Linked DNA regions of Homo sapiens: region 1 is linked to region 2. A link is an interaction called in ENCODE POLR2A ChIA-PET data of the cell type or tissue named here. Cell type or tissue: GM12878. All regions are shown on one strand. Links, peaks and the distances in the headings refer to the core of each region. The heading gives the core; the rest is flanking DNA. Region 1 overlaps DDX10 (DEAD-box helicase 10). Region 2 overlaps DDX10 (DEAD-box helicase 10).

Region 1 (6,962 bases), core at 3,031-5,530, 65 kb before region 2:
ACTAATGACTCTAAAGCCTAATGAGAAAATAAAGTGTCTTATACTAAGCTTGGCTAATGCAGGCACTCAGTCAGTGACAGCAGTAGCCATTGTTTGTGTTAGCAGAAGGAAAGCAGAGGACTTTAAGTATTTTAGAAAGGTGGACTGGACCTGGAATTCTGAGCTGATATATCTTTGGATTTCTCAGTAGTCAAAATATCTGTAGTAGGAAGCCATTATTTTAGCCAGGTGTATTAGACCATTCTTGTATTGCTATAAAGAAATACCTGAGACCAGGTAATTTATAAGAAAAGAGGTTTAATTGGCTCACAATTCTGCAGGCTATACAAGAAGCATCACACTAGTGAGGTCTCAGGAAGCTTACAATCGCAGTGGAAGGCAAAGGGAGAGCCAGTGTCTCACATGGCAAGAACAGGAGCGAGGGGAGGACGGAAGAACCACACTTTTTTTTTTTTTGAGACAGAGTTTTGCTCTTGCTGTCCAGGCTGGAGTGCAGTGACGCATTTTAAGCTCACTGCAACCTCCGCCTCCTGGGTCAAGCGATTCTCTTGCCTCAGCCTCCCAAGTAGCTGGGATTACAGGCATGTGCCACCATGCCCAGCTAATTTTTTGTATTTAGTAGAGATGAGGTTTCACCATGTTGGTCAGGCTGCTCTCGAACTCCTGACCTTAGGTGATCAACCCATCTCAGCCTTCCAAAGTGCTGGGATTACAGGCGTCAGCCACAGCACCTGACACGGTACTACACATTTTTAAACAGCCAGGTCTCATGAGAACTCACTCACTATTGCGAGGACAGCACCAAGCCATGAGGAATCTGCCCCTGTGACCCAAACACCTCCCATCTGCCCCCACCTCCAACATTGGGGATTACAATTCAATATGAGATGTGGTGGGGACATATATTCAAACTGTATCACCAGGTAAAGGTAAAGTTTAGGATGACAAAATAATTCTAATATTGCTGTGCATGTCTTTATGGTGACACAAAGGTACCAACTATCATATGAAAGCACTTCCTTGTATTCTATTATCTTTTTCTATTTTATTTTCTTTTTACAAAAAAAAAAAAAGGTAGCTGTGCATGCTTTGAAGTGTTTCTAATGTGAAAATATAAACAGGTGGCAACACCATATATCTCCCTCTTTTCCTGTTTATTTTGAAATGCAAAAGTATGGGAACAAGCATATTCAATACACTCTTGAGATCTCTGTAATTGGTTTTAAAATCTGTCTTCAGGCATCATAAATTTCATCCCAGGATTATAATGTTAAGAAATGCCACTTGGAAAAATCAAAGTAATTTATAACTTAACACGGGGGGTTGGGGGGAGGAGAAAAAAAAAACCCAATAAAGATAGTTCCAGAACTACTGCAGAGAAAAGGGATTGATATAGACCAGTGCATTTATATGATCAGAAACTACAGGCAGTTGAAAAGTGAGAAAGTGAGAATAAAATAGAGATTGAGAGATAACGCAGAGACACGAAGTTGCAGCTGAAATTCTGAACTTTCTTGTGTTCAATGCACATTTGAAAATACTAGGATTTCTGGTGGCTTGCTTGAAGAGATTAACACACACAGTTCATATTTTGTATGACTCCCATGCAAATGTGTGTACATTAATAAACTGGCATGCCATTTCTTCTATTAATCTACCTTTTGTCAGCTGACTTTCAACAAACCTTCAGAAGGCAAAGGGGAAGTTCTCTATTTGCCCCTACTCTTTTGACACTGTGAGCAGGATACCAAAGCCCCTCTGCTCTTCTGGACGCCACATTCAAGTGAACCTAGAGCCTGACAAGCTAGCAAGAGTGTAAGTATTTCTTACCAGTCAGGCTCCCAGTCTCTGTATATGGAATCTGGTTGAGTGGATGGTAGAAATCTCGCTTGTTTTTTTTTTTTTTTTCTCCAAAATTTTGATTAATGGGAGAAAATTATTGGTATGACTTGACTTGGGTGTAGAAATTCTGGTGTATTTTCAACATGAATATTCATATTGTCTGATCCTTTTCCTCCCACAAATAGCTTTTCAGCTGTCTCTGTCTTTCTGTGTCATTTGTTATAAAGCGTCCCTCTCATCTTATTTTACATCCTTGAGAGCTTGCTTTGTGACCAAACAGGAATACCTGCTCTTGGTTTCCACCCTCTAGGGGACATGATTTTTCGGTCATGTCTGGTGGCCAGCCTGAAAAGACTGGGAACTCCGAGACATGTAACATATTAAGCAGCCTACTCTTTGTTCTGAATATGCCAAGACCTCAGGAGAGTTTGTCTTAAGTCCCATCCATAGCGGGCTTTTGTCATTCTTTTTGTCTGGTTAGTCCAGACAAAAAGGCTCGATTCTTTTTGTCTGGTTAGTCCTGGGAAAGTCCAATCCTAGGTGGGCCTACCCAGTGTCATGGATTAATGGGTCTGTGATGGGCAGCCCCCTCACAAATTTGTGGGATACTGGAGGCACTGTATATACAAATGTTATCCTTGACTTCTGTGGCAACAAGAGTTTTTTTCTTTCTTAGCCTATTTCGGGGAGTGAACTTTTTGGAGGATCATGGGAACTATCTCTTCTATACCCTCTCTAGGAACAGCTTTTGCTTATACGGTAAAATTTTATTCGAAACCTAGAAAATTACTTCATGGGCTTTCCATGAAGAGGCTTATTGGATTGAGTTGATACTAGAATAATACACCATTGGAAATCCTAATTGTCAGTGGCTGGAAGATGGTTCCTTTGAATTAAAAAGACTTCTGTATTTGAAAAAGACTCCGGAGAACTCACATTATCAGCAGTTGCCTTATTTGTATTTATGGGAGGATCAAACTGAAAGAAAGACATATATTAGTGTCATGGCTAGCCTTAGACTGTCTCTTAAAAAAAAAAAGCAGAAATCAGATTTAAAACAAAGTTAAAATCCTTTGTACGTTCAAACTACCTGCCTCGGGTCCCCTGCGGGATTTGCAAAGAACGCCACTCCATCTTGTAGTCTAGCAGTTAAAATTCCACACTCTCACCTTGGCGGCCTAGAAGTTTGATTCCCTGCCAAGGAACTAGTCCCTTGGAGACGTAAATCCTTTAACACAAAAGGGGAAAGAAAAAAGAAACATTTATTTTTAAAATGGGTTTGATATTTGTGTGACTCAACTTTTTGGGTACCCATTTGTTATTGATCTTTTTCCCTTCCATGGACAGCTTTTGATTTCCTATCTCACTGTCTCCTTTAATCATCCATCCATGGGGCACACAGTTGTCAGGCCTTTGTGTGGAGAGTCAGCTGGGAAGCTGAGACCCTAGAGAATATTGCCAAGCAAAAACATGGGTTGTCCCCTGCTTGCAGCTAGTCAAACTTTGCTTTCTTTGAACTGTCTTTGGGGGTGGTCCTGGATCTTGTAAGGCCTGCTTTCCGCCTCTTTGGAGATAATTTGTGCTTCCTTGGTTAAGTCATAAAAGGTTTATTGTTTTTGGTGTTGAGTCACTTGGAAGGTACCTTCAGTTTAAAGAAGTTAAAAAGCCAGGAATGTTAGCTGTTTCTCTCAGCTAAAGTGTAATAAGAAATTTTTTAAAAAGTTTTTGAAAGAGCTCTATGGTCAAAAGTCAGCTTAATTAAAAGCTGATATTTGGATTATCATTTTTTTCTTAAAAAAAAAAAAGTCTTTCTACTTTTTCTCTTTTGGATCCTATTTCTCTACAGGGATTTTTTTTCCCCCCAGTCAACTGAAACACTTAGTTTCTTAGTCTTCTAGTCAAGGCCAGACAATGTCACTATCATGTAAGGATTATATGTGTACCAAGCATTCAGTACAAGGAAGGCACTCAATAAAAATTACCTTTCCTTCCTATCAGAGAAGCAACTAAGATATGAGGACAGATGTATAATACCAAACTGGCTTGAATTCCTCTAAATATGTATCAGTTACAGAATGATTATGATTTCAAACAGAACTCAGTGAATATTCTGCTAAAAACCAGGAATGCTCTTGCTACAATAAACTCTAGATTGTTTTATAATACAGTACCAATCAGACAACTTCCAAATCTAAAACATGTATGGGTTAGCATCCTGAGCTAAAGGAGACTGGCAACTAAACAGATACCAGTATATGCATTTATTATCACTCACAATAACACACCACAGAAAATGTGCCTAAACCAATTCCTTCCACAATAAGCCTAGAGAGTACAGTTAAAACACGCATTGGCAGGAAGAAAAAAAAAAATATGTGAAGGACTAATGCTTTAAAAAAATCACCAGTTCTAAATACCATTAAGGGGCTACAGAGATCTGCCACGTTGGATTCACAAGCATGCTTGTTCATTTGTTTTGCTTTTAAATGTATCGGTGTCCATTGTCAGTACTCTTTAGAATATATAAATAACTAACAAGAATTGCTCTATAACAATTCATAGTAGATGTATGTAAGTAACAATTCTTACGCCTATGATCTAAGATGGATAATACAGTCACGGCAAAGTGGATCTCCTACTAAAGTCACTTTCAATTAATTTGCATCTTAAAGTTCTGAGTCACTTCCTCTGAACGATTACATTTGGGTGGCACGATGTATACAAACATTCCAGTCCTGCTTGGTAAATAGTGAATTGCCACAAAGAGGAAGTTGATATAACTTTCTTTTTGGCATAAATGGTTTATTTCAAATCACAAACTATCACCACAAAGGAAGAAAACAATTTAGTATTCTGGGCAGCAGGCTGATAACTTTTCATTAGTCTGAAAACACTTTCCTGAATTTTCTGAAAGCAGGACAATTGGAACAGAAGCCTCATATGTGGTTGGTATCTGGGCATCTACGCTATTAAAATAGGACTTGTGATCTTTCCTCTGCTACTAGCTCTGTATTAATCAGAACTACTGAATTTTGGGTTAAAATTCCTCAAATATTTTTGGTGACAATTACTAAAGACTAGTGCTACAACAATATTATTAAGTAAACTTGTATTATTAGTTACATCTTTCAAAAATCCCAGTAAAGATATAGAGAAGGTATTAATTTTATAAGACGTTAAAATCAATATTGATATGTATTACTGAAATATAGAAATATAAGTCCTTTATGGTCTGAAAACTAAATTGGGATCTAGTCATGATATAATATGCAACAAAAGGAAAACTAGTGAATCCTTAATACCTGCTAGGAAATAACACTCAGAGTTTAGGAAAAGATCACTTAATAAGAGACTAATGAGCTTTTTTTTTGACTGAGTTTATACCCAAAGGAGACTTGGATATAACACAAGGGAACTAATAACTCAGAAGAAACAAATCACACCTTAAGTACAAGCAAAAAAAAAAATCACTTATTCAGTGATGATATGTAATGCTCTGGCAAAGTTTCCTGAAGAGTTTAAGAGAATACCTACACCTTTTAAAACGGAGTTAATTTTACTGTCCAAGCATTTGTAAGATTGGCCCTAGTATGCGCTTTTGTTAATTAGCCAGGTCAAAGCTTGTCTCTATAAATCACAGCAGATATTTCAAACCTGGCTGAACTTAAATTACAAGTTGCCTAAAATTCCATCTTTTTATTTTGAAATTGTCCAAAGTAGTTATGATCTAAAATATAGAACAGAGCAAATGCCAACTACAAATCCAATTTCCTACAAAAGTTTCTACCTAGGTTATGTGAGAAATTTCCGTTTTAAAAAAAAGGGAAAAAAGCAATCACTTATAATACTCTTTCCAGTAGTAAAGGACGTTTTTCCTCTTCAAAAATGAGAATGAGTTATAAAATGCCCGAGTGCCCTCAAAATTTCATAATAACTATTTTATTAAAAAGTCACATAGTTGTCCTTTACTGAAGGCTTTAATTTTTTATGACAAAGTATTTTACAAAAGAACACAAAAGAGTATGCCCATATGAGCAAAATACCATTTTTAACGTTTTGCATTTTGAATTCTATTGACTTTGTTATTTTCCCATGACACTTCGGCAACAGAAGAATTAAGTTTGTGTTTACAAAAATTAAAGAAATGGCTCTAAGATATGCCATGATAATTTTCTTAAATCTGCTCCATTATTCACTTTAGGCTTCTACTTTCACATTTAATTCATCCGAATTACACATTAAAATTAGTCATGATCTGTAGCACATAACAAGCAATGGCTTATAATCAGGAAAAAGACTGATAACTCACTTTAAAGTGTATAAACACATCTTTTAATATTCTGCTGAAGAATCTCCATCTCAAGTGTATTAGAAAGGATGAACGTTTTAGTAACTATCAATTTCCTACATCTTTACCACCTTCACCTTAAAGACAATGAGAATGCATAAAGGTATTTCAATTGCACTATTACCTAATTCTTAGTCTTCCTGTTATCTGAAAACTAAGTGCCAATCTACTATCTCCACTGCTAAAACATGCAAAGTGTATTATTCTCATGCTCTCACCTTTCTTTTTTAATCAAGAAAACCAATTAACTAGTTCATAATTAACATCTGATCATTAGATTTTCATAAAATTCATTTGTGCAGTGAAAACCTTCAAGTGCTGAAATTCTCTATTCCATCCCTTTACAGTTTGCTGCAGTCATTTACAAGTGGACTTCGATAGGGGAACATTTAATATAATCAGTTTTCCATTCAGCATGACAAAATCAAAGAAAATATTTTGTTTGCACAGGAGACATTTACTTTGGGTAGATGAATACTTGGGAATCATAACTAACTATCCACTGCATACATTTGCATGAAATTTCTATTTTCTATTACTTTCTCTGGAGAAAAGAAATACCTAATCTTGCATATCAGTCCCCAATATTCTGTTTAGCAATCAATGCTCCCCCGGTGGGACTGACAAAAAGAATTTCCATACATCATTGAGCTGCTAGACTAAGATTAAATCACCTATCCATATGTAATTATTTAAAGATAAATATTTGAGACTACAATCTCTGGCGATGACATATTTGAAAGACAGTTTATTTCGTGCAGTTTTTTTTTTA
Region 2 (6,962 bases), core at 1,759-4,258:
GCCAGGCTTGGTGGCACAGGCCTGTAGTCTTAGCTACTCAAGAGGCTGAGGTGGGAGGATCACTTCAGCCCAGGAGGTCAAGACTACAGTGAGCTGTGATCACTCCACTGCAATCTAGCTTGGATCAAAGAGCAAGATACTGTTTCAAAAAAGCAAAGAAAGACAGAGAGAAATACAGTAAAAGGTTAACTGTAGAATATGAATGGTGGAATGTTGGGCGTTTGGGTGTCCAAAAGTATACTTCTTACTACTTTTCTGTACATTTGAAAATGTTCATAAAACACAATAGCCCAGTCTAGAAAGAAGGGGGAAAAATCAGAAAAATGAAACCAAAAATTGTCAGTGGAATAAAGGTCAAAAAAAACAATCCTGCAGAGTGGATCCTTAAGTGAGGTGGTCAAGTTGAAGAGCTTTAGGGAAATCCATGAAGCCACTAAAATTACATGACAAAATGTAGAGGTATTTGCATCTCTGCCTTTTATGGTTTATATTGGTTTCTGAAAGAGTTCTGTGTCCTGCCCCCCTGAAGAAGTAAAACTTTTTATTTGTTTTAGGGAAGCCACTGTTAGAAGGAACAGAAATGCCCACATGGGTGAGAAGAGGCTTATCATATTTTCCTGTTAGGCTCTGGCTTTGTCTGATACTCTAGAATTATTCTTCACTCATTCAAAGATGCTGCAAATGTCAGCGCCATCCAAGGCATCATACTACATAGTGAGGACGCAGCAGTGCAAGAGGGGTGGACTCCCAGCCTTCACAGAGCCCAACTCTATCTATGGAAAAAGATATGAAACAACTAGAACAAAACATTAATTATATATATAATCTTAGAAAAAATACACAGAATAAATGAATATGACTGTCCTAGGTAGTCAGGGGTGAGAAGAGCATGTCAAGGAACTTCCTTTTGAGGGAGAGATGTTTGAATTGAGTGGCAAACGCTAACACACTGTGGCATCACCAGCACATCAGTGATGTGCTAAACACCTGTGCTGTCCACTGATGGTGTATTTTACACATGGCTGACAAGAGAGTCTTAGTTCCACGTCATTCTTTTTAATATTAACTTTAGCAGGTAATACATGCACATGTATTCTGTAAATTGTACTTAAGTTAAAAGGTTGTTTTTCATGTCCTCTTCAGCAACCTCGGTTTCTCTCCTAAGGATCAGGTGCTGTTAGCAGCTTCTGTATCCTTCCAGAGAGATTCCATTCATATTCAAGTACACAGGAAAAACATGAAGTTACTAAAAGAGTTACCTCCAGCAATTAAAAGCCTTGATTATATCTATTCATACACATGTGCTTTTATATATCCAGGTTAAGTTTCTAAAAGTGAAAGTGCTCAAAGAGTATGTATAGTTAAATTTTGAAATATATTTCCAAATAATCCTCCCAAAGTTATACAAACTTATATTCCCACCAAAGATTTATAAGGAATTGATTTACTGCATCTGCAGCTAAGTATATTATTAGGCTTTATGTTGCCAATCAACTAGGTGAAACAGAGTACCTCGGGGAAGTTTTAAGTTGCAGTTGTATTATTTTACGTATGACAGAACATCTTTTCAAAGGCATTATTTTTCTATGCACCATTTGTATTATCTGCCAGTATTTCTAATGAATTCCTGGCATTTAATTTATCAAGTTGTGAAATCTCTTCATTTGTTAACAATGCTTCAGTAGTTTTCCACATCTCATTATTTATATTTAGACTTTTGCCATACAAGGTAATCTTGTTATTTCGCTATGATTTGGTTTTTGTGAAGATGAAGTTTTTAATTTATGTAATCAATTTTAGTAAATGTTTTCTGGGTGTGTACCAAACTTTAGTTTTCCAACTAGAAGATTTTTAAAAACTAAATTTAACTTCTTAAAGTGCAGATTTTACTTTTTTAGAATTTTTAAAAAAATGACTCTTGGACAAGAAATAGAGTGTTATTACTTTTTATACTTCAATTCATTAACAAAAAATATAAAATATATCTATTATTAGATAGGAGTTATATTTTTTGACAAGATTTTGTATTATTGGTACAAGAATGAAATTTATAGCAGCCCTAAGAAATACAATGAAAGATTAGCTGACAATATGTAAAACATCAAAATATGACTTTCATTTCTATTTGCACCTCTTCTACAACACGTATGCTAGACTTTAAAAAGCTAAAAGGAAAGTATCATAAAATACAAAATTGGTAGTCACTCTCAGTGTCCTATGATAGGTGTAGAAAGTTACTGGAAATAATCTGGAAGATAAAAGAACTGCTGCCACCACCAGTCACAAAACCAATAATGGTTCTTATCATAAGGACCATGTTAGCTAACATTGGCTACAAGAAAATTCAAAATATAATCAATGAAAAAAACTAATATAAGCATTACTACTACATATCCTACAAAAGAAAATAAAACTATTGTTAAAAAATGATATTTTAAATGAAAAGCAAAAATCACAGGAAAATAAAAGTTAGAATTAAAGACAGTCCAAAGAAATCAGATTTTTATGTTTCCTTAAAGTAGCTCCCATTTGGGCCAACTAATAATTTATAATGAAAACCATTTTATCTAAAAGTGAAGTAAACCAACAAAATAAAGAAGAGTCAACACTGGAGAAAATCTTTAAGATTACCTATTATAGCTGAAGCCACTCCTATGAAAGATAAGAGCATTTCTTTTTTTTTTTTTTTTTTTTTTTTGAGACAGTCTCGCTCTGTCACCAGGCTGGGGTGCAGTGGCGCCAGGGAAGAGTGCAGTGGCTCGATCTCAGCTCACTGCAACCTCCGCTTCCTGGGTTCAAGCGATTCTCCTGCCTCAGCCTCACGAATAGCTGGGACTACAGGTGCCTGCCACCACGCCTGGCTAATTTTTATATTTTTTGTAGAGATGGGGTTTCACCATGTTGGCCAGGATGGTCTCAATCTCTTGACCTCGTGATCCACCCACCTCAGACTCCCAAAGTGCTGGGATTACAGGCGTAAGCCACCATGCCCAGCCCGATAAGAGTATTTCTTAAGATTGATAAACACTGTTTCCCCAAAGTCCAAACATATTTAACTATACACATTTCTATTGGCTAAATAACCAAACTCTAATAGAACTTGTTTATGATTTAAAAAAGAAAAAGCAAGCCCAGCTGCTATCAAAGTATAATGCCTCAGTCACCCTAAATCAAATGAATTACAGTAATTCAAATATTCTCTAACTTTATGGTATAAATTAAGAACACACTATTTGATATTTTGTTTTAAAGCCATCTACAAAATCTTTTTGTAATAAACTATAAATAGAATCAAAAACAAAAATCACATGATTATCTCAATAGATGCAGAAAAAGCATTTGACAAAATCCATCACCCCTTTATGATGAAAATCCTAAGCACAGTTAGCAAAGAAGGGACATAGCCAATCTATGTAATAAAAGCCATCTACAACAAACCCACAACTAACATTATACTAAACATAGAAAGTTGAAAGCATTCCCCCCCTGAGAACTGGAACAAGACAAGGATGCCCACTTTTACCACTTCTATTCAACACAGTACTAGAAGTCTTAGCCAGAGCAATGAGACAAGAGAAAGAAATAAAGGGAAACCAAATCAGTAAAGAGTAAATCAAACTGTCGCTGTTTGCTGATGATATGATTGTATAACTAGAAAACACTAAAGACTCATCCAAAAAGCTCCCAGAACCGGTAAATGAATTCAGCAAACTTTCAGGATACAAAATTAAAGTAGCACTGCTATACACCAACAGTGACCAAGCTGAGAATCAAATCAAGAACTCAACCTCTTTCAGAATAGCTGCAAAAAAACGTAAAATACTTAGAAATATACCTAAACAAGGATGTGAAAAACCACAAGGAAAACTACAAAACACTGCTGCTGAAAGAAATCACAGATGACACAAATGGAAACATATCCCATGCCCATAAATGGGTAGAATCAATATTTTTAAATGACCATACTGTCAAAAGCAATCTACAAATTCAATGCAACTCCCATCAAAATACCACCATAATTCTTCATGGAACTAGAAAAAACAATCCTGAAATTAATATGGAACCAAAAACGATCCTGTGTGGCCAGAGCAAGACTAAGTAAAAAGAACAGGTCTGGAGGCATCACATTATCCAACTTCAAACTATACTATAAGGCCATATTCACCAAAACAGCATGGTACTGGTATAAAAATAGGCACATAGACCAATTAAACAGAATAGAGAACCCAGAAATAAAGCCAAGTGCTTACAAAGATAACAAACATAAAGTGAGGAAAGCACACACTATTCGACAAATAGTGCTGGTATAACTGGCAAGCCACATGTAGGAGAATGAAACTGGATCCTCATCTCTCACCTTACACAAAAATCAACTCAAGATGGATCAAAGACTTAAATACGATCTGAAACCATAAAGATTCTAGAAGATAACATCGGAAAAACCCTTCTAGACTTGGCTTAGGCAAAGACTTTATGACCAACCAAAAGCAAATGCAGCAAAAACAAAGATAAATAGATGGGACTTAATTAAAGCTAAAAAGCTTCTGCACAGCAAAAGAAATCAGCAGAGTTAACAGACAACCCACAGAGTGGGAGAAAATCTTCACAATCTATACATCTAACAAAGCCTAATATCCAGAATCTACAAAGAATTCAAACAAATCGGCAAGAAAAAAAAATTCCATCAAAAAGTTAAGGACATGAATAGCTAATTCTCAAAAGAAGACATACAAATGGCCAATAAGCATGTGGAAAAATGCTCAGCATCACTAGTTATCAGAGAAATCCAAATCAAAACCACAATGCAATACCACCTCACTCCTGCAGCAATGGCCATAATCAAAAAATAAAAAATAATAGATGTTGGCATGGATGCAGTGAAAAGAGAACACTTTTACAGTGTTGGTGGGAATGTAAACTAGTACAACCACTACAGAAAACAGTGTGGAGATTCCTTAAAGAATTAAAAGTAGATCCATTTGATGTACTTTTGATCCAGACATCCCACTATTAGGTATCTACCCAGAGGAAAAGAAGTCATTATATGAAAAAGGTACTTGCATACTCATGCTTATAGCAGCACAATTTGCAACTGCAAAAATATGGAACCAACCCAAACGCCCATCAATCAATGAGTGGATAAAGAAATGTGGATAGGCCAGGCACAGTGGCTCATGCCTGTAATCCCAGCACTTTGGGAGGCTGCAGTGGCTCACACCTATAATCCCAGCACTTTGGGAGGCCAAGGCAGGTGGATCACCTGACGTCGGGAGTTCAAGACCAGCCTGACCAACAAGGTGAAACCTCGTCTCTACTAAAAATACAAAAATTAGCCAGGCATAGTGACAGGCACCTGTAGTCCCAGCTACTCAGGAGGCTGAGACAAGAGAATTGCTTGAGCCCAGAGGCAGAGGTTGCAGTGAGCCAGGATTGTGCCACTGCACTCCAGCCTGGGCGACGGAGCTATAGTCTTAAAATTAAACTGTAGTCTTAAAATTAAGACCCACCTAACAGGTATAGAGTTTCAGATCTGAAAAATGAAAAATATTTTTTTCGGTCTCAAAAAACAAAAAACAAACAAAAAAAAAGAAAATGTGGATAAAGAAATGGAATACTATTCAGCCGTAAAAAGGAATGAAATAATGGCATTCACAGCAACCTGGATGGAACTGGAGATTATTATTCTAAGTAAAGTAAGTCAGTAATGGAAAACCAAACATCAAATGTTCTCACTCATATGTGAGAGCTAACTTATAAGGACACAAAGGCCTAAGAATTATACATTGGACTTTGGAGACTCGGGGGAAAGGGTTGGGGATGGCAAGGGAGAAGACTACACATTGGGTACAGTGTACACTGTTCAGTGATGGGTACACCAGAATCTCAGAAGGCACCACTAAAGAACCTATTCATGTAAATAAACACTGCCTGTTCACCAAAAACCTGTTGAAATAAAAAAAAATTAAAAACAAATAATAAACTTAATACCACCCCCAGCAAGTAGCAAATATATTATGTTTGTGAAATTTTTGTAAGAACTGTAGTCTTAAAATTAAGACCCACATAACAAGTATAGAGTTTCAGATCTGAAAAATGAAAAGTTCTGGAGATTGGTTGTACATCAATGTGAATGCACTTAACACTACTGAACTGCACATTTTAAAATGGTTAAAATAGTAGATTTTATGTTATGTGTCTTCTACCACAAATAAAGATGAAATTTTAAAATTTAAGAGCCAATGAAAATATGGCATCAACTTAAAATGTTATTACAGGAACAAAGTTTGTCTTTTCAGAATTCCTACACAAGTATTAATTTGCTAAGACAAACATACCGGCTATAGCAACAGTCCTAAAATTACACAAGACTAAAGGAGAAGAAGTTTCGGCTGGAGGATGGGGAGCAGGGTGGGCAATGCAAGGGAAGGGTACAATAGATACAAGGAGGATTAAAGGCCCACAATAGAAATCAACTAAAATTATAGGAAACAACGCTTATAAATTATGAATTATGGAAATAATTTATAATCGTTTAAGAAGTCTCGTAGGATTTTTCTTCTAAAAAATATCCATATTTACCAATCTTATGTTTAAAGGTTTAATAGAAAGCACACTATAGTAAACCTTGACCATATGCATAAGTTTGGGAATGCGTAAATTAAGAGAAAAATGAAAATCAGATCTGCCTCCACCACCCAACTCTGTTACTGTAATTTCTTGAGTCAATGGCTATTACATTAGCCTGTTACACAGACTCTGCATTCACTCTCATCCCCATTATAGTAAGCCCTATTGTAATCACTTGTTTACTTCTGTGCTTTTTCCTAATAGACTGTAACTCCCATGAGAGTTAAGACAATTTTTATTCTATCTGTATCCCCAATGTATGACAGATAGGCTAGTATATAGGAAATATTCAATAATGATTGAAAGAAGAATTAGTGAATAAACTACATATGGAC

The links. ChIA-PET counts read pairs that join two places held together with the same protein. Peaks named below come from ENCODE experiments on the same cell type or tissue, not always from the same donor. Only the 100,000 strongest peaks of a DNase experiment are listed, where the experiment ranks them.
Region 1: POLR2A ChIA-PET joins it to region 2 with 8 read pairs; 4 of 35 experiments call an interaction of 5 or more read pairs at or near these places.

Annotation. Positions count from the first base shown.
Region 1 is chr11:108,893,607-108,900,568 of GRCh38, reverse strand. All of the region lies in intron 16 of DDX10 (DEAD-box helicase 10), which reads right to left. Among named protein-coding and RNA genes, the nearest start is that of DDX10, 230 kb to the right of the region's middle. In GM12878, for the core only: no CTCF peak of the experiment used is centred there; a DNase peak (open chromatin) is centred at 4,538.
Region 2 is chr11:108,827,158-108,834,119 of GRCh38, reverse strand. All of the region lies in intron 13 of DDX10 (DEAD-box helicase 10), which reads right to left. Among named protein-coding and RNA genes, the nearest start is that of DDX10, 170 kb to the right of the region's middle. In GM12878, for the core only: no CTCF peak of the experiment used is centred there; no DNase peak of the experiment used is centred there.